Linked DNA regions of Homo sapiens: all the other regions are linked to region 1. A link is a loop called in an ENCODE intact Hi-C map of the cell type or tissue named here. Cell type or tissue: dorsolateral prefrontal cortex. All regions are shown on one strand. Region 1 has its middle 140 kb from the start of CDCA7L. Region 2 has its middle 7.7 kb from the start of SP8. Region 3 has its middle 55 kb from the start of CDCA7L. Region 4 overlaps SP4 (Sp4 transcription factor).

Evidence for each region. Hi-C counts contacts between places; a loop is a spot of excess contacts. Peaks named below come from ENCODE experiments on the same cell type or tissue, not always from the same donor. Only the 100,000 strongest peaks of a DNase experiment are listed, where the experiment ranks them.
Region 2: it touches region 1 in a loop (3-fold over the local background); 4 of 110 quality-filtered maps call a loop at or near these places.
Region 3: it touches region 1 in a loop (7-fold over the local background); 18 of 110 quality-filtered maps call a loop at or near these places.
Region 4: a loop joins it to region 1, with 3 times the contacts of the local background. A loop is called at or near these places in 5 of 110 quality-filtered maps.

The regions. Positions count from the first base shown.
Region 1 is chr7:22,080,189-22,085,188 of GRCh38, reverse strand. No RefSeq gene overlaps it. Among named protein-coding and RNA genes, the nearest start is that of CDCA7L, 140 kb to the right of the region's middle. RefSeq lists cis regulatory regions at 1,385, 3,386, 4,890 and enhancers at 1,313-1,457, 3,314-3,458, 4,818-4,962. In dorsolateral prefrontal cortex, CTCF peaks have their summits at 1,899 and 2,116; a DNase peak (open chromatin) is centred at 2,138; H3K4me3 peaks cover 1,750 bases; H3K27ac peaks cover 1,907 bases.
Region 2 is chr7:20,792,066-20,797,065 of GRCh38, reverse strand. No RefSeq gene overlaps it. Among named protein-coding and RNA genes, the nearest start is that of SP8, 7.7 kb to the right of the region's middle. RefSeq lists enhancers at 531-1,239, 2,783-4,057. In dorsolateral prefrontal cortex, no CTCF peak of the experiment used is centred here; no DNase peak of the experiment used is centred here; H3K27me3 peaks cover 5,000 bases.
Region 3 is chr7:21,998,847-22,003,846 of GRCh38, reverse strand. No RefSeq gene overlaps it. Among named protein-coding and RNA genes, the nearest start is that of CDCA7L, 55 kb to the right of the region's middle. In dorsolateral prefrontal cortex, CTCF peaks have their summits at 2,044 and 2,246 (motif pointing right); no DNase peak of the experiment used is centred here; H3K4me3 peaks cover 391 bases.
Region 4 is chr7:21,505,697-21,510,696 of GRCh38, reverse strand. The region is part of intron 5 of SP4 (Sp4 transcription factor); the gene reads right to left. Among named protein-coding and RNA genes, the nearest start is that of DNAH11, 35 kb to the left of the region's middle. In dorsolateral prefrontal cortex, CTCF peaks have their summits at 2,677 and 2,882 (motif pointing right); a DNase peak (open chromatin) is centred at 2,856.

The sequences.
Region 1 (5,000 bases):
TATGAGGACCATCGCTTATAAGGGTTTTCCCCCTTTGTTCAGCACTTCTCTTTCATGCCACATGTGAAGGATGTGTTTGCTTCCCCATCCACCTTGATTGTAAGCTTCATGAGGCCTCCCCAGCCCTGCAGAACCATGAGACAATTAAAACTCTTTCTTTTATAAATTAGTCAGTCTTGGGTATGTCCTTATAGCAGTGCAGGAACAGACTAATACAGCTAGTGAGTGACCAGGCTGGAATTTGAACCCAGGGCTGTATGATTCCAGAGGCCTGTTACTGGTTTTCAAATTTTGGCACCCAAGGTCACCTGCAGGGCTTATTAAACACAGATTGCTGTTAAAACGCAGATGCTGGGTGGGGCCAGAGCATCTGCCTTTCTAGCAAGTTCCAGGTCCTGCTGCTGGTACAACACCAGACTTTGAAAGCAGCTTTCCAAGCAGCTCTTGGACTTTCATGGCCATAAAAATCACCTGGGAAGTTTTGTTTGTTCATTTGAGCAGATCTTCTGGCCCATTCCAGAAGATTTGGATTTGGTAAATCCAAACAGGGCCCAGGAATCTGCATTGTAAACAAGCAAACCCAGTGATTCTCAGAGGATCAGTGGCCACCCTTTGAGAAAGAATGTATTTCCTGCTTCCCTGAAGACCGATGAGGTCCTCAGCTTTGATGGCACATTGGAACCACCCGGGAAAATTTCAGAAATTTGAAGCTGAACTGATGTCTGGGATTAACCCCGAAAGATTCTAATTTCAGGTAGTGTGGGGAGGGGGTGACCTGAGCCACTGGGTTTAAAGAAAATCTCATCAGGGTGACTCTAACATGTAGACAAATTTGAGAACCACCAGCACTGCTCAAAGTAATAAGCTACCAGAGGCTGGTGACCATATGCAAGATTCCGCAGCACTTAGGTAGCAGAGCCTGGGGGCCCCAGGAGTTCTAGTTCTTCCCCAGCACTCGATCAGAAAGGGTCCCCGTCATGACTAAGACCTTTTTCCAGCCCCAAAACCTGTACATTTTCCCAGACAACTCATCAAAATTAGCATACACTCATTCACTTATTCATTTATTCATGGACAAAATGGCCATGTGGAGGCCGGATGAACTGTGAGGGCACTGGGCCAGGTTGCCTGAATCTGACCCCAGCTTCGGCACTTGCTGGGAATGTGACACCGTGCACGTTCATTATGGGGTGCCTGGCTCTCCTTATTGGAAAACCTTACCTCCTAGGCTTCTTGTGAGGAATAAGTGAGTCACTGAAGATGGAGATCTTATAACATAGTAAGCTCTAAATTAGTGTGTTTTATAATCAATCATCGAAGAAATCTCTATCCAGCAGCTACCATGTGTCAGGCACGGGGTACAACGGAATAAAACACAAGGTCCCTTATCTAATTGAGCTGACAATCAGGAGAAGAAAGTGAAAATATATCATGTGAGGGTAATAAGTTACTGCGTTTCTCTCTCTGAACCCCTCAAATGCCCAGGGGCACGATAAGTGAGGGCAGCTGGACATCCTGTCCTGTGGGGTATCGCGGATGAGGGGTGTCGGTGAGGGAAGTGTGGCGGGTCAGGACGCCCGTTCACCAGTTCGCTGCTTTACTACCCGCCGCCTTCAAGCTGTCGGGTTAAACCTTTCCAAGAAGGCTCCCTTGAGCTCTCTCTCTCTCTTCCTCTTCCCCTTTGCTCCTTCCTTCTCTCCCTCCCGCAACTGCTCCCGGGGATATGTCCCACTGTCGCTAGTGTTTCAGTTTCTCCTGCAGGATTTCCGTATGGGGGTGGGGTGGGCTGGGCTGCAGCGGGGCGGGGCGTAGGAGCACACATCATGGGGCTGCAGCGGTGGCAGGAGCTCCGTCCGCAGGGCCTGTCTGACGGAGAATGGAGCGGATTGAAGGTCGCATCTTTTCTCTTCGAACTCTGAAGGCATCTCCCAGCCGGCACTGGGGGCGCTGGCCCCTTGATTTCCTAAAAGACAACCAGTCCCCCTGCGAGACCTCGCTGGCCATTCCCGCAGCCTCCCCTCTGGCAGCGCACGGTGGTCACGGGCGGGGGGTGGGGGCCGGAGAATGGCCCCAGGCCACTCCCCCCGCCGCGCTGGGTTGCTGTGCAGCGCGGTTCCGCGGGGCCTCGGCAGGTGTCGCTGTGGTCTGGGGAGTGAGCGTCTGCGAGTCCCCGGGAGGCTGGGCGCCGCCTGACGCGGTGTTGGGGGACCGGAGTGCTGAAGAGCAAACCGAGCCTTAGGCAACCGCAGTTCCCAGACAGAGACTGTTCCTGTTGCGGTGGAGGCAGGGGGCCTTTTGGTGAAGCAGGGAGAAACCTGGATTTGACTCTTCCCGGTCCGGTGGGATCCCAGGTGCCGCTGCTCCCTCGACCTACTTGGAGCTGGCAGGTGGATGGTTCTCGAAAGGCAGTGTGATCCCAGGGATGCAGATCCTGCGTCTCCACCCTGGAGTTTCTGATTAGGAACTAGTGGGTCGAGGCCCAGGAATTTGCAGCTTTAGCGCCTCTTCTGTCACAACGGGTGCAGTTCTTGCTTAGAAAAACACTAAATCAGAAAATCAATCAGATTAAGTCAATTTGCTGGAGGTTTTCCCAAACATCTGTGTTCTAGTTCAAAATATGTTTCATCGGGTAATTAGGAAATTACATTCGTAATTTTACCTCTGAGAAGGGCAGAAAGTGGCCATTCTCACTCCTGATCCTATAGCTCACTCCCCCTCATCTCAGCAGCGTCTGCTGTCCACTCATTCAGGCCTCCACTCAAATGTCATTTCCGGATAATCTTTTCTGATCACACTACCCAAGAAAAGCGCTCCCTCTCCACAATTCCCACCATCTTATATTATTGTTATGTATAACACTCATCAATATCTAAAAATGTTGTCACCCATTGTCCTTTTAAGTTCTTCCCTCTAATAAGGACTTTTTGGTCACATTTAGGTTTTCTAAAAAATGAAAATAATCACCTCTAATAACGAAACAATGACCGTGTTGCAATTGAAAGGCAAGTCCTATAGTCAAAATTTCAGTGTTGACTTTAAATTGAGGCACATCTTCCTCGCCTTGATCTTGAGTCTTGGGGGTGGGGTTTAGACAGGGAAGGGGTCCCGGTAGCTTCTCCTCTCCTTCTGTCCTTGGCCCTGTCCTCCTCCTTTCCCTTCTTGCTTTCCCAGGTTTCTGACTTTTCCAGAAGGCAGCCCAGGGTGGGAGCACTGGTGACAAAGCTGGAAAGTTCTGCCCTTCAGTGGTGACCCCACACTAGCACTTGCTGGTTGTGGTTACCTGCAAGAACTCCGATAACAAAAAAGTATTATGGTGCTGCAAAAGTAATTGCTGTTTTGGCCTTTAAAAGTAATGGGCAAATCGCAAATACTTTTGCATCAACGTAATACTAAAGATCTGCCACATGCAGCAAGTGCCAGTGTTGGGTCACGGGAGTACATACTCTTCCCTGTGTAGTCCTTTCACGGGGAGTGTGAACTCTCAGGGGGAAAGGCTTGGGGAACTGAGTCCTTCCTTACCTCCCTCAGCCCCTAGAAATGTAGTCATCCTCCAGCCAAGACCACTCCAGTTACTCCTGGCTATCTTCCCAGACAGGACCCAAGGTGACCCTACAAAAATTCTTCCTCTCCTGTGTTCCCTCCCCACTCTGGTTCACAGAAAATATTCATGCAATCTTGTCCAGGCTGGGTTTGCAGACCAGCCCCCGAGTCGCCCATCCCTTGGATTTATCACTGTGGGCCAGTGTGTTGTGTCCCCTAAGCACAGGACATCCAGAGTAAGCCCTTAGAGTAATCTTACTGAAGCTTCTTTAAGTGTCTGGGCTTTCCCTGGTGGGAGGTAGAGGAGGTAGGAGCCACAGCACAGTTGCAGCTTCTTCTGAAGAAATCTGCCTACTCTCAACCTCAGAACCATTTTATACTGTGGATACGTATATTAGGCAGTAATCAGGATAAATTATGTTTTAATATGTTGTTTTTTTAAAAAAAATCCATATTAATGCAAAAAAATTATAAGCAAAATATCAAAATTATAAATAAAGACAATATCAGTACTCCGGGTTTTAGAGGCACACAAGCAAGTGGGCTTTCTTTCCTCTCCTTTTTCCACGACTCCTTCCCACTTGGGATGTATTTTCTACTGTCTTGGAGCCTTTGCCAAAACTTCCATATAAAGACCATGAGGGCAGGGACTTTGCCGTGAAAATTGCTAAATCTTCAGTGTTGGCATTTGGCAAATATCTGGGAATGAATATATGAGTTATGGTTTCTGATTCTTGGATGTTCTTTTATTAGGGAATTTACAGTGGAAAATAGCTGTGGGAAAAAAAGCTTGGCAATGCTACATTTCACTTCTACATGTTGACTTTACCTCTATGACATAGCTTTATTTATTTTTTAACATTTATTTTAGGTCTGGGAGTAATGTGAAGGTTCGTTATATAGGTAAACTGCTGTCACGGGGGTTTGTTGTACAGGTTATCTCATCACCCTGGTATTAAGCCATAGTTATTAATAACTTAAGCCAACAGGTATTTTTTTCTGCTCCTTTTCCTCCTCCCACCCTCTTCCCTCAAGTAGACCCCAGTGTCTGTTATTGCCTTGAGTTCGTGAGTTCTCATCCTTCAGCTCCCGCTTATAAGTGAGAACATGTGGTATTTGGTTTTCTGTTCCTGCATTAGTTTGCTAAGGATGGTAGCCACCAACTCCATCCGTATTCCCGCAAAAGACATGATCTCATTCTTTTTTATGGCTGCATAGTATTCCATGGCATACATGTACCACATTTTCTTTATCCAGTCTGTCATTGTTGGGCGATTAGGTCGATTCCATGTGTTTGCTATTGTGAATGGTGCTGCAGTGAACACTGTGCATGTGTCTTTGTGGTAGGACGATTTATATTCCTCTGGGTATATACCCAGTAATGGGATTTCTGGGTCAAATGGTAGTTCTGCTTTTAGCTCTTCGAGGAATCACCATATTGCTTTCCACAATGGTTGAAC
Region 2 (5,000 bases), 1.3 Mb after region 1:
ATTCAGATCACCGTAGCTTAAGTTAGAAAAAAGAATAGTTTTTTTTACTTAAATGGTAAATCAACAGCAAATCACCTAATAAAAAATATTTATGAATATCTGCGGCTTATTTTTGAAGTTTTAAATTCTATATATCAATTACCCTGTTTTCAGTTAAATTTGTTAAAGTTGATTAAAACACTGAAATCGAGTCAGTCAATAAAATCAATAGTGCAAGTTTCTTCTAGTAAAAAAGATCCTCTTTTGGTTTGACTATGGCTCGTACTAATTTGCTGCGCACCTATTAGTTTCATTTGGTTAAGTATGTCAAAATTTTTGAAATCACTTTCGTTATCTAGGCTTAGAGGACGTCTTGAAACTAAGCAGAAAAATAATCAAAGTGGATTTATTAGTTTTTCCCTTTTTAGCTATAGTTTCAAATAAACTGACATTGGGTATTACTAGTCAAATCGTTTCACTTTGCAAATGGGTTTCCCCAGTTTCAGAAGAGAGGAAGTTATGCCTAGGTTAGAATACTACTAGAAAACTACTGAAGCACTATCTACAGAAAAACTCAAGAACTTTCTGTCGTTAATAGCTGCCCTTTTGAAGGTAAAGGGCATTCCATTTCAGGGCTGTAAATGCCAAGTGTAGACTCCAAAGTAGTGGGTTTTGGTTTTCCAATGTTTGCTTTCTTCAGTGTTGATCAAAGACCAATATGTTTGCCCTATGAGGCCCCACTGAAAAATGTTTTTAGAGCAATTACAGACATAACAATAATCAATCTGTTCAGCTTATTTCTTTTACCTTAAGAAATCTTGCCCCCTCCCCCCCAAAAAGAAAAGAATGAAAGAAATATTTTAATAAAGGAGAGAGAAAGAGGTACTATATTGGCGATTGAGGGTTAAGTGCAAGCACTCCAAGAGAAAAAAAGGTTGATCTTCACTCCTCGGCTCTTTCTAAGACCAGCACTCGTGGCCCTTGTTTTGAATTAAAATGGGCAGCCTCCTTTAGTAGCCAGCAGGGTCCTTGTTATTTAAGATGGAGAATCTTCAGGGCCATGGTGGGGGGAGGGAGCGATGCAAAGTGTTTAGGGGAAATTAAGCTGCAGGGAAAAAAAATTCAGCAAGTGGGAAGGTTCGGATGAAGATCTTGTGGAAAATTATCTGAACAACCTTTATTACTTTTCCAGAATTCATAAGCAGGAATCAAGATCTTATTTCCTCTTAAAAAATAACCTCTGCTCAGAACAAGAGTTGGTACTCATCAAGTCTTAAATAAAAACATGCCCTCTGTTCCATCTAGAAGGGTGTTTCTGTCTGGGATTGGAAGTGGGGACTTGGCACCTAATAATGTAGACACCCTTGAACCGAGTGATTAGCGCATCAAACCAAGTTTCCGACAGTTGATACGGATATTTTATTTCCAGCACCTTCTAAAGTGGAGCCGGTTTCTCCTCAGTGGGTCCCCCTCCCTGTAGGCCTACACTCAACAGCCCTAAACTCAGGGCAGGGGGAGCCTAAGGCGGCCAATGCCTCTCTATTTAAAGGGGGTGAGGGGCTGCATGGACTTGACACCATAAGCAGGAGTAAACCCATTTGTAGCCAAGGTTGATGAAATAAATAATTCGGGTTCCCAGGCTGGGCGTAGTGGCTCACGCCTGTAATCCCAACACTTTAGGAGGCTGAGGCGGGTGGATCACCTGAGGTCAGGAGTTCAAGACCAGCCTGGCCAACATGGTGTCACCCCGTCTCTACTAAAAACACAAAAAATTAGCCGGACATGGTGGCGGGCGCCTGTAATCCCAGCTACTGGGGAGGCTGAAGCAGAAGAATCTCTTGAACCCAGGAGGCAGAGGTTGCAGTGAGCCGAGATCGTGCCATTGCACTCCAGCCTGGGCAACAAGAGCAAAACTCTGTCTCAAAAATAATAATGATAATAATAATAATTAGGGTTCCTTCAGTTTTCATCTAGAACTCTCCAGTCAGCAGCAAAACCGTCGATGTTTTCTTAGCAGGAGAAAACTGCGAATGTGCGGCCCACTGGGACAAGATCTTTGTGAAGTCCTGCAAAACCCCTGAACTCAGTCGTGAAAAATGTTTCAAAAATGAGCGGGGCCAAAGCTTTCGATGGGTAGGGATGAGCTGGCAGGGGTGGTGGGAGAGTGGCAACCCATGACTCAGACCTCTGTGGGGGGCGGGATTCACCCTGACAGTTGTGATGCACCAAGTAAAACCTGAATTCACAAGGCACCCTTTGCTGTGACCAATACAGACGTCCAGTTTAATTACCACGGAAGCTGTCCTGGCTGATTCAATTTGACATAGACGTATGACCCACCTCGTTTACTAGAGAAAGACGGGCTCAAGAGAGACCCATTTCCCTTGGGCGGCACAGGAAAGCGGTGGAGTTGTGGGCAGGCGACAACTTCACGTGTGTGTGTGTGTGTGTATGTGTGTGTGTGTCTGTCTATATAGGTGTCGGTGCATATATTCTTTTTCCAAACATCTTTGGAAGTTGTTTTCGCACTTGTAATTTACAAACCAAGTAAATTTCAAAGAGCTTATACTGCTTTCAGACACCTAAATGCACCTTCAGCTTTCCTCCCAAATTAGATTGCAGCTTTACTTTTATTTTTCTTTGCTAAGAAATATGAGAACTCACCATCTGAACCCCCGTATAGGGCACAATCACTCAAGAGAAGTGAGTTAGTTAGAAAATATAATTAAGGTAGATTTTAAATAAAAAAGTTAAAGTGAAGCATACACAAAAATATCCCAATGTACTTTGTAAACGCATTCAGGAACTCAAATATCTGCTGGCACTAGCAGGTCCTCACAAGAATTCTTTGCTCTAGTATCCTTCAAAATGGCTCCTGATATCCCCACTTCTTAAGAAAATAAAAGTCAGCAAAAGCCTGCACCCAAATTTTGGTTGGGATTCAATATTCTAAGCAAAATATGCTCAACAGATGATAGTAGAGATGAAGCCAGAAAACAACTCCAGCTATTTAAACTGCCAAATGAGACATAAAGCTGCATTGTAAAAATCATCTGGAAAACAGGTTTTCCCATTGAAGTCGCTATGTGTTAATTACTGTGAGCTGGAAGGCTGGAGATCGAACGCCTGGAAGCCGACTTTCACCCCGCATACGTAAACGGAAAAAGTGCTGAACCGCAGCCAGAGGGCTCCTGCTCGGACTCATTGCCATGCATGCCTAGACATTAATATGTGTTCATGGAGGGCTCTTACAGTACGAGGTGTTATTTCCTTATAAAGAAACACCAGGTCTCGCTTTCCATTCTTCTTACAAAATTATTCGCATTATTTATGCTACATTGAGCGATCTAATTTCTTCGTGATAGTCAGCTAATTGCTCTGGCAGGTAATTAGAAGCGGTTTACAACGCAAAGGGCTTTTGCATTGCCCCTCGGATTATTAAGTTGCGCTGTAAATTATACCACTTTTGCTGGGGAAAAATTCTTTTGAGCAAGTTCTCTTCCTGCGATCCGAGATGAAATCGGCTCCCCCACTCATATACACCCCTCCCTAGCCACCCCCACTGCCACCACACCCCCTGCTTTTCCTGGACTCAGAGTCGAATGATTCTAAAGCACGCGATTTTGTTCGTGTTCACTGGGCCGAAATAACGTGGCCATTATGGCCTGAAATGGGCCAGGTTTGAAGCGAGCTTCCTGCGCGCCTGCAATATCCAGCAGGCATGTGGGAAAAGAACGGCTTAAATGGGGACATCTGTTCAGTGCTGCTCATCTTACTCTTAGAGCCAGGTCAGGTTAAGAGAATAACCTGTTCGCCACCTTTTTTCTTGTTAATAAGACTATTAGAAAAAACCGAGCACACACACACAAACAACACTAATTGAGCTGCCATATAAGCAAAGAATCACACACACACAAAGGTAGCAGCTGAGTTACAAGAGGAACAGTAAAAATTAACCATTGAGCTATTTCAGGGGACATCCACAAAACTTCTGTCAAAATAAAATAAAATTAAAAAAAACTTATGTAGACTCAAAAATATTCTCTACACAAATGGACTTGTGCAAGAGACTTTGAGAACTCAAGAAAGCATGGCTAATTTTCAGATTTTCATTTTAATAAAACTGACCTGAAAGTAAACTCCAATGAACAATTTTTTAGGCTTTCAAGTGCTCGAAGACGCCACACTTTCTGGTCATTGGTGTTATTTTGGGTAGTGTTATCTCTAAGAATCTGTTGACAAACCCAAAGTGGGAGCATGCTAGTTTGTCCCCTGGTTTTAGAAAGTGAATTGTATCCCCTTTCACAAATATCACACATTTGTAAACCTTATACAGTGATTTGAACACATGTGTGGTTAAACCCAGAGACCTGGAGCAGCTCCTAGATTATTTGTAATTAAACACAATTCCCAGAGTAACATTTATCTTCCCAAAACTGCGATTGCAATTGTCAACCGTCTGGAGGAGACCCCGGGGTAATCTGGGAGCATTACCTCCTCTACTAACAGAACAGAATGAAAAGAAATCAATAGTGTTGAGGATAAGCATTTAGTAGTTTTTAACTCTGCATGTTAGCTGTAAGAAAGTGATATATAATACCAAAAGAGAAAATAACAGAAACAAATCCATTCTAGGAAAAAAATCAGAGACACACTCATCTGAATGTCTAAGCTTCTCTTTTGCTCTCTTGCCTTGAACGACAGTCACACACAAACACACACCATTCACACTAAATGAGCAAACTCTTTTCCCTACATGTGTTTCCTTCATTTATATGATGAAGGAGAAATACAAAGTGCTGTAGAATTAATTATCAATTTTATCCATGGGCTGGCAGAGATGAATATAAAAAGTACTGTAGAGTGCAAGCCTGAATGTAGAAGTAGCACGAGGCCACATTAACATAGCATGAAGATATGAACATTATGTGTGTTGACAATAAATAGGGAAAGGTGTTTTGTTTTCTTCCTTTAATACAGGCTGTACACAGAGATGGAGATTTTGAACATCAATTTTGGTA
Region 3 (5,000 bases), 81 kb after region 1:
AACCCGGGAGGTGGAGGTTGCAGTGAGCTGAGATTATGTCACTGCACTCCAGCCTGGACGACAGAGAGACACTCTGTCTCAAAAAAAAAAAAAAAATTAATTAAATAAATAAAATAAATTGTAGTTTAAAAAGAAATTGTTGGCAGGCCACATCAGATAAGTAATGCAAAAAGGTTAACATAGTTTTGTCATCTAGCTTAGTGCATGGAATGCCCACAGGCTTTAGCAATGGAGGAGTCTGCATTTTAGGTCGGGCTTTACTGCTTGGTGGCTGTGCGACCCTGGGAAAATTAATTAATTGCTCTGAGATTCCCATTTGCCATCTCTAAAATGGGGATAAAACAACAAATAAAGTGTGTAATGTGTCTGGCATATAGTAGGCACCTATCAAATGGAAATAGCTGATTTTGTTAGTGTCATCTAAATTGTGTTAATACCTTTGCTGATGTTTTGGGAAACTTACAATAAATAGCATACAATTTCATTGGCCATGTAGATAACGGTAGCAAACATTTATTGAAGATTTTTTTTTAAATCTGCCAGGCACTGTCTCCAGTGCTTTATTAATCTGTTCAGCATCCTAAGAACTCTATGAGATAATGTGCCATGATGATCATCATCCCATTTTACAGGCGAGGATATTGAATAAAGAGAGATTAGCAACGTGCCCTGTGCATAGTTAGTAAATTACAGAGCCTAGACTCAAACCCAGACACCAGGTCCATACCCTTGACCAAGCCAAGAATATAACTTCAGAAAAATGCACTGTGGAAGGAAGACTGAGATGCCAGCCTCTACTCTGCTTTTTATGAGGCAAAGTCGCTCCAGCTCTGAGACTTCATCTCCCTTCTGTAATGTGAAGGATCATGCTTGTCCTCACAGGATTACAAAGTCAAGTACAGACATACTGCTTTTTGTTTCCATAATGGTCTCCTGGAAACCACATTGTGAGGTAAATCATTGCCAAGTGTTGCATATTTTCCCATAGGAATGATGTTCTAATTGCAGGTTATATTCCTGAACAAGGCCTCAGAATCAAGCAAATCATTAATATGACCCAAAATGTGTCAAAGGAGAAGATATTAAACAACTATAAACCTTTAGCATCCTTTTAAGAATAAAATTGTCTTCCAGGTTCTGCAAAATAGGCACATACAAACTATTCCCGGGTTAAGCAAGTACATGAAGAGAAAAAGCACTGCTAACAAACTGAGCCCATATGTTGAGTATTCTTGCCTTTAATAACACTTAATTAGTAATGGTATTGCTCTTTTTAGAATTTAGAATAGTTTTGGAGGCAATCATTTAATGGCTTATGGCTTACATTATTGTTTTCTGTGAAAAGCAGAGGCATTGAAAATAACTCCAGTGATCTCCCTGTTCCTCTTAAAATGGGGATTAGTGTTTTCCAGTTTAGTCACTACAGAGTCCAAATATTTAAGGCACCCCTAAGAACTGGCGGTTTGGGGGCAGAGATGCCTCTTGAAACTGGTCTTTTAATTTATTTTCTGTTCTGTGATTCAACTTCGCCTCCACCCCACTCCCCCTCTTCCATGTGAGGGACAGTTAGAAAGATGGGGAACCTAGCAGGTTGGAAAATATTGAGCTTCTTGTTCCGTTGCCGCTTTATTAATAGAAGGTATCTGGGGGTTGATTGAATGGATAAACACCCAAAAGAGACAAAAGTAGAGACCCTACTGTCCACATGAAACTGAAGTGAAATAGTGATGTACATTGACCTAAGCTGTGAGGACTAAAGCATTTGGAACAATGATGATTATGTCTGTTACTAAATAGAAAAATCCATTTACAGTACAATAAGCGTAATATGATTCCATCATTGTAAATAATTAAAACACAAAGAAATTTCAAAGCATAGCTATATTTTAGCAGGAGAATTACAGTGATTATGTTTTCCTTTTGCCGCTTCCCTAAATGTTTTTATCCTTCTACAAAGGGCAGATTCTTTGCGATCCTTTTTTTCTATTTCAAAAGAAAAAGAAACTTGGACTGATAGATGCTTGTCTGTTTCTATTTGCTCTGGTATGAAACCCTTCAGCAACATTTGTAGGCTGGTATGTGGTATGTGGTTTCAGTGCATACCCAGGAATTGACCATGTCTTGCCCTATGATAACATATTAATTAATAAAATAGGGCTGTTCATATCACTAACTGAGAATTGAGATGTTAACATTTTTAGCCCATATGAAAATTTCTAGAGTGTCCTGTAATTCTGAGTTACTCCAGTAGATGGCAGGGTTGTACAAAAACAGCCAATCAATTGAGGCTGAAGGACTAGAGAAAGATTTTTGCTGTCTTTCTAGAAGAGCCCTCCCTCCCTCAATGGACAAATCACCGGAATGAGGTGAATAATAAAAACGGTATTTTCTTCCGTAGTACAATGTGGATGGTGTTAATGGGAAAGTTATTTTATCTATTTAAATACGTATGTATTTGGTAATTCTCAGGCCGGATGTTTTTATCCACGATATTAACAGAGAGGGTTAACCCTCTCTCTCCCCGCCCACCACCAAGTTTAACAACTCTTTGGTTTAAAGAAAGAGGGTCTCAGAAACCTTAGCTGTATTTTTATTTCTTTTCCTATATTACTACTCTGAGGTAAAGGTACGAAGTGAGGGATTGACACCCTTTTTTGTTAAATGTTTTCCTTTGTTTTATATCTGAAAAAGTACAACTGGGTGGTGGAAAGATCAGATGCTTTGTACCCTAAAGGGTTCTCATCTTGGGTTTTCCACTCACCCCCTGGGCTGATTCCCTGATTTCTCCAAGCCCCAGGTTCCTCATCTGGGACAAATGGAGCTAGCAGCAAGTTCCAGATGTGTGTCTCTAGGGATTAGCTGTTTACATACACACAGCTTGCTGACATGCCCTGCACAGCATGGATCCCCAATAAATGGTGGCGATTCATACTAAAATCAGTATTGCCATAGGATCACATTGATGGATTAAACTATCCCACGATTAATTTCTGCTTTTATTCAATCTTCCAACATTGCCTTAAACTGAGGCAAGATAATTTTGCCAGCCTTGAGGTGGGATCTGTGTCTTTTCTTTTCTTTCTTTCTTTCTTTCTTTTTTTTTTTTTTTTTTTTTTTGAGATAGAGTCTCGCTCTGTCACCTAGGCTGGAGTGCAGTGGTGCGATCTCGGCTCACTGCAACCTCTGCCTCCCAGGTTCAAGCCATTCTCCTGCCTCAGCCTCCCGAGTAGCTGGAACTACAGGCGGGGGCCACCATGCCTGGCTAATTTCTGTTATTTTTAGTAGAGACAGGGTTTCGTCATGTTGGCCAGGCTGGTCTTGAACTCCTGTCTTCAGGTGATCCACCCGCCTCGGCCTCCCAAAGTGCTGGGATTACAGGCGTGAGCCACCGTGCCTGGCCCTATGTCATTTCTTAAAGAAGTGTGGACATCAGCAACTACCTTAAAGTGATATATGTATACTAGAGTGCTGTCTTCACCAGAAACAAAATACTGTTGTTTTTTGTTTCGTTTTGTTTTAAATAGGGTCTTACTCTGTCGCCCAGGCTGGAGTGCAGTGACATAATCATAGCTCACTGCAGCTTCAACCTCCTGAGCTCGAGCGATCCTCTTGCCTTAGCCTCCCAAAGTGTTGGGATTACAGGCATGAGACACCATGCCTGGCCACAAAATCCTGTTTTAGTAAAGAAGATGACGGTTATTGCTTAAGCACATGCATTGATGGTGGAGGGATGATGTTTGCCCAGGAGGGCGACTGGGGACTCATGATCTCATGCCCCAAATGGATCTTACACATCATATGACTCAACATACTCGTTGTACAGACAAGAAAACTTAGGCCCAACATGGGTTTCGTTTTTAAATTTTTCTTTTGAAATAATTTTAAACATACTGAAAAGTTGCAAAATTGTACAAAGAGTTTCTATATACCCTTCATTCAGTTTCTTCTAATACATGGCCATAACATAATCTTACATAACCACAGTAAGTTATGTAAAGAAATTAAGGCTGGGTGCAGTGGCTCATGCCTATAATCCCAGCATTTGGGAGGCCGAGGCGGGCCGATAACCAGAGATTGGGAGTTCGAGATCAGCCTGGCTAACATGGTGAAACTCCGTCTCTACTAAACATACAAAATTTTCTGGGCGTGGTGATGTGTGCCTGTAATCCCAGCTACTCGGGAGGCTGAGGAAGGAGAATCGCTTGAAGCCAGGAGGTGGAGGTTGCAGTGAGCTGGGATTGCGCCACTGAACTCCAGCCTGGGCGACAGAGTGAGACTCGGTCTCCAAAAAAAAAAAAAAAAAAAAAAAAGATTTTGAACACAGCTACAATACTGTGAACTGAATCTACTAACCTTTTTTGAATTCCTATTAACATCCTTTTTCTGTTCAAGGCTCAGCCTAGGACCCTGCGTGGCAATTAGTTGTCATGACTCCTTAGTCCCCTCTAGTCTATAACAATTTCTCAGGTTTTTCTTGCCTTTCCTGACCTTGTCACTTTTGAAGACTACGAATCGGTTATTTCATAGAATGTGCTTCAATTTGGGTTTATCTGATATTTTCTCATGGATAAAGGAGGTCAAGCATTTTTCGCAGGAATGCCATGGAAATCAGATTGCGCCCTTCTCTGTGCATCAAATGACGTCCTATGTCTCTTTCTACAGATATGAACCTTCATTCCCGGTCAAGGAGGTGACTACCAGTTTTTCCAAAGTAAAATGACTATTTTCCCGTTAGTAATTGGTTAATAAATGTATCTGGGAAGATACTTTATGCAAATATCTTGTTTCTCCTTAAACTTATAGCCACTAATTTTAGCATCCTTTGATGCCTACAACCATTTTTACTGTGGGGTTTCCCCCCATTTCCTCTTTTCCCTCTGCATGTATTAATAGGTTCTGTAACGAAGATGTGTCCCTTCTCTCCCATTTATTTACTACGTTACATCACTGTGGACTCATGGATATTTACTTCCGTCTATGGCTTATAATCCAATGCTATT
Region 4 (5,000 bases), 570 kb after region 1:
CAGATGTAACAAATATATATAATGTTCAAGGCTCATGTCCACTCTTCTTCAAAACTGCTAACCTGGGTTTTAGTTTTAATCTTGGAGGCATGAAATATCTTGGAACTATTTCAAATAAACTAAGTTAATAATTTAATAGCATACTGAGTTCTTTACAAGGCAAAAATGGGAGGCAGGCACATGCTACATTCAGAATTTAATAAAGTTTTTAGGTTTCATAAGATAACAGTTTCTGTTGTCCAAAGCAATTCTTAAATATGTTTTCTTCAAAATATAAGATAGTTTTACTGGACCGACTTCTTTGTTTTGGAATAAAAGCTAGTTTAATGTTAACTAAAAACAAAAAGGCCTTTTTGTTTTTGTGTATAATAAATGAGGCATATCAAAATTTGGTTAACTGGTTTATCCTGATGTGCACAATGAATAACTGTTAGCCGTAGATCTTCCCTCTAAAATTGTTACTTAAGGGACTGAAATGTTGTTTTCCCAGTCTGATAAAACTTGGGTAATAAGTGATAGGGTTTGGCTCTGTGTCCTCATCCAAATCTCATCTTGAATTGTGCTCCCATAATTCCCACATGTTGTGGGAGGGACCCAGTGGGAGATAACTGAATAATGGGGGTGGGTTCCCCATACTGTTCTTGAGAATAAGCCTCACAAGATACGATAGTTTTATCAGGGATTTCTGCTTTTGTGTCTTCCTTATTCTCTCTTTGCCTGCCACCATCCACACGAGATGTGATTTGCTCCTCTTTGCCCTCCACCATGATTGTGAGGCCTCCCCAGCCATGTGGAACTGTAAGTCCAATTAAACCTCTTTCTTTTGTAAATTGCCCAGTCTAGGTATGTCTTTATCAGCAGCATGAAAACAGACTAATATAATGAGAAAATTCAATTTGGATAATTTCTTTTCTTGGCCCTGCTTTTGACTTACCAATAAAAAAAATCTATAGGCTCAAGTTGGTCCACGTCAGATATTCTCTCTTTTTCTTTACATTCTCTTTTTCTTTACGTGTGTGCTTTTACTTTTGAGTAAACTTTGAAAAAACCATTAGTCTTCCTTATTATTGTTACAAACAAATATTAAAACTTACAGGAGCACTGCACTCAATACAATATTGTATTAAACATCCATCTGAAGTAACACAAAGAAGATGCACCTCCATGTCATACCACACACCAAGATACATGCTACAAAGATTTAAAACCAAGTATTAAAAAAAAAGGAAAATATTTCTATAACCTAGAGTTTGAAGGTACTTTAAAAAGTACAACAGGTTATTTAGAAACTATAAAAGAGAGAATAGACAAATCTGACTACACAAAAATAAAATACTTTGTATGACTTAAGATTCCATAAAGTTAAAGGAGAGAAAAAAAAGGTCAACAGAAGCATAAAAACAGTGTGATAAAATTTAACACATTTTGATAAGAGCTCTTGGCAAACCAGGAATAAAAATTTATTTCTTTTACCTGCTATACCCCTACATATAATTAATGGAGAAACTTCTGAACTATTACTTTATACATCAGGAACAAGATAAGAATGCTATTATATATATCATTACTATTTTCAACATAATATGAAACATTCTGACGAAGCCAACATATAAGACAGTAAAATGAACTGAGGTACAATCACTGGAAGAAAAAAATTGAAATAGATTATTATTTACAGTTATTACTATTTACATAAATAATCTGAGAAAATAAACAATTAGAATAAATTTGTCGTGGCCAGATTCACAATCAATCGATAATAAGCAACACCATCCATTAATTATATAAATCAACATGTAATGCAAATGTTGAGGCTACAGTGAGCCACTGCACTCTAGCCTGGATGACAGAGCACGGCCTTGTCTCAAAAAAAAAAAAAAAAAAAAAAAGTGTGTAGACAAGGCCCTGACCCCAGGTCAAACACAAACTCTATGCCAAGCCACAGTTGGCAAGCCTGGTCTTGGTATCTTATTCCAGGGTCTAGCTAGGTTCTGACAGGAGGAACCTGGGATTTCTCTGTACAAAGGTGGAGGCAGTGGCCTACTTAAAAAAACAAACAAACTGTATTTAGGCTGGGCGCGGTGGCTCACACCTGTAATCCCAGCACTTTAGGAGGCTGAGGTGGGTGGACCCTGAGGTCAGGAGTTTGAGACCAGCCTGGCCAACATGGTGAAACCCTGTCTCTACTAAAAATACAAAAAAAGTAGCTGGGCGTGGTGATGCACGCCTGTAATCCCAGCTACTTGGGAGGCTGAGGCAGGAGAATCGCTTGAACCAGGCGGGGTGGAGGTTGCAGTGAGATTTGGATGCTAGGAAATAAATTACCTGCTGTAACTGCCCCGGGTGTGCCTGCCTACCAGACACTCCATCTTGCAAGACCACCATTAAAAGTCTCGCTTCCATTGTTTGTGTCTCCAAGTCCATTCTTTGGGTTTGGACAGGTGAATCTGTGTTTCTCACAAACCTGGGGGCCTGTCTGGGATCTCTGTGCCTGCATGGAGTGGGACTCCAGCCGAGAGGGCAGAGGTGTCCCACCCGATTTGGGTGGCCCACTCTGTCCGGGCATCCTGGCTCCCCACAGAAGCCACAGACAAACCTGAGACTGTTATTCAGGAGGCAGCAGAGGCGACACAGGGAGAAAAGCAGGCACTGCAGCAACCAGGCAACCTCGTGCAGAAGCCAAGGGAGGAAAATTGGACTGTAAGTACTGTCTTGGTGGTTGGGCATTTTCAGAGGTTGAGTGTGTGTGACTGAGATGTACCCTAGATATGAAGCAAGTGCAGAGTCCCAATCCATGGTTCCGTTCTCCCGTGAGGAGAATGGACAAAGAATGGCCAGAGAATGGATGAAGTGATTCCATGGGTGTGCAAGAAACCTCCAGTAGGGGGTGCTGAGAACACAGGGAAAAGCTCAGACACAGACTGACCAAAAATGGGAAACAGAAATTCTAGGCCTAGGGGACAAGGGAAAGAGGGAGCCAAAGAGACTCCCTCTGACATTTACCAGCATAGTCCTATGGCCTAAGTTTGGCTCAGATAAAAATTAGGTGTGCCAAGCTTTAATTCTCTATGTGAATAATAAAACCCCAACCTCACAAGAGACAGGTTATGCTCTCTGCTGGATCAAGGAATTAGCCCCATATTCCCACTTAAAGAAGAAGAAAAAGAGCCTAGTAAAAATCCCTCACCCAGGGAAAAGCCCTGGGACCCTATCATCCATGCCCCTCCATACATCTCACAAAATAGGGGACAGGAAAATCAAGGGGCAGCAGGAGGGTTAGAGGAGGAAAGACCTGGACACCATGGCGGAGCCAAACCAACTGCTCCTCTAAATCCTTATCCAAATTTAAGAAAAGAACACTGTAAGAGGGATATTGAGAACTTCCCTATTCCTTCCACACAGCAGGCACCTAGCATGTTCCCTCTTAGGGGAGTTCCCATGGGACAGGGAGAGACTGGCTTTGTAAATGCTCCTCTTGCAAGTATTGAAATTAGGAATTTCAGGAAAAAAATGAAACCACTCCTAGAAGATCCACTCGGTTTAGCAGACCATCTGGACCAATTCCTAGGATACAGCTCTTACACCTGGGCTGAAATGATGTCCATCAAGAATATCCTATTCATAGGAAGAGAAAGGGGAATGATCAGGAGAGTGGACATGACCATCTGGGAGAGGCAACACCCTCCCAGGCAAGAAGTCTCACCAGCCAAACAAAAATTTCCAAATGTTAATCCTGAATGGGATAATAATGATCCCAGGGACTGCGCCCAAATGTAGGATCTCCAGGAACTAATAATTAAAGGGATCAAGGAGTCCACTCGTAGGACATAGGACACATTCACGATTCAACAAGAAAAAGAGGAAACTCCTTCTGCATTCCTATATAGGCTCAGAGATCAGATGAGAAAATGCTCCGGATTAGATCTAGAGGACCCAGTAGGGCAATGCCTTTTGAAGGTTAACTTTGTAATTAAGAGCTGGCCTGACATTACCAAAAAATTACAAAAGATTGATGGATGGAAAGAGAAACCAACTGAGGATTTACTGAGGCAAACTCAGAGGGTCTTTGTAAGGAGAAAGGAAGAGAAGCAGAAACAAAAAGCAAAAATCATGGTTTCCACTGTGGAAGAGGTAGTCAGAAAAGACTTACATCAAGATCCCCCACTTAGGAGACAAGGGAATTATAGATTTCAACACAAAGAAAGAAGGGAAATGCAGGGAAAAGGTCCTAAGACTATGAGTGGATGTTACAAGTGTGGAAAGACAGGGCATTTGAAGAGAGGATGTCCTAAATGGAAAAAAGAAAAGGTGATACCCCTCATGACTATTGATGAAGACTAGTCGGGGGCAGGAGCACCTTCTGAGTAGATCCCACCAGGAACCCTTAATAAATTTGAAGGTGGGACCTGAGGGAGAAGTGACATTTTTGGTTGATACTGGGGCAGCTCACTCCTCCCTAATTCACCAACCAAGGGCTACAGAACTCTCTAAGGAAAAATTGAAAGTATCAGGGGTAAAAGGGGAGGGATTTCAGGTTCCAATATTTAAGAAAATTTTAATTACATCAGGAGCAAAACAAATTGAGGCGTCACTTGTTCCTGAAGTAGGAACTAACCTCCTGTGTCGAGACCTGATTGTGAGATTGGGTTTAGGATTAGGAATAGAGGAAGGACAAATAAAAGTAATGATGGGCCTCCTGACAGAGGAGGAGGAAAGAAAAATTAAATCCCCTTGTGAGGGTTAGGGAAGGCAACAGAGGGTTAAAAATCACACCCTTACAGATTAACCTAAAACAACCAGAAGTAGTTTGCAGAGAACAATATCCCATTTCCACTGAAGGGAGAAAAGGTCTCCAACTGGTAATAGAGGGATTGATTAACGATGGACAATTAAAACCCTGCATGTTACAATACTCCAATTCTCCCAAAGAGCCTGATGGGTTGTATAGATTGCTACAAGATCTAAGGGCTATAAATCAAACTGTCCAGACCTACCACCCT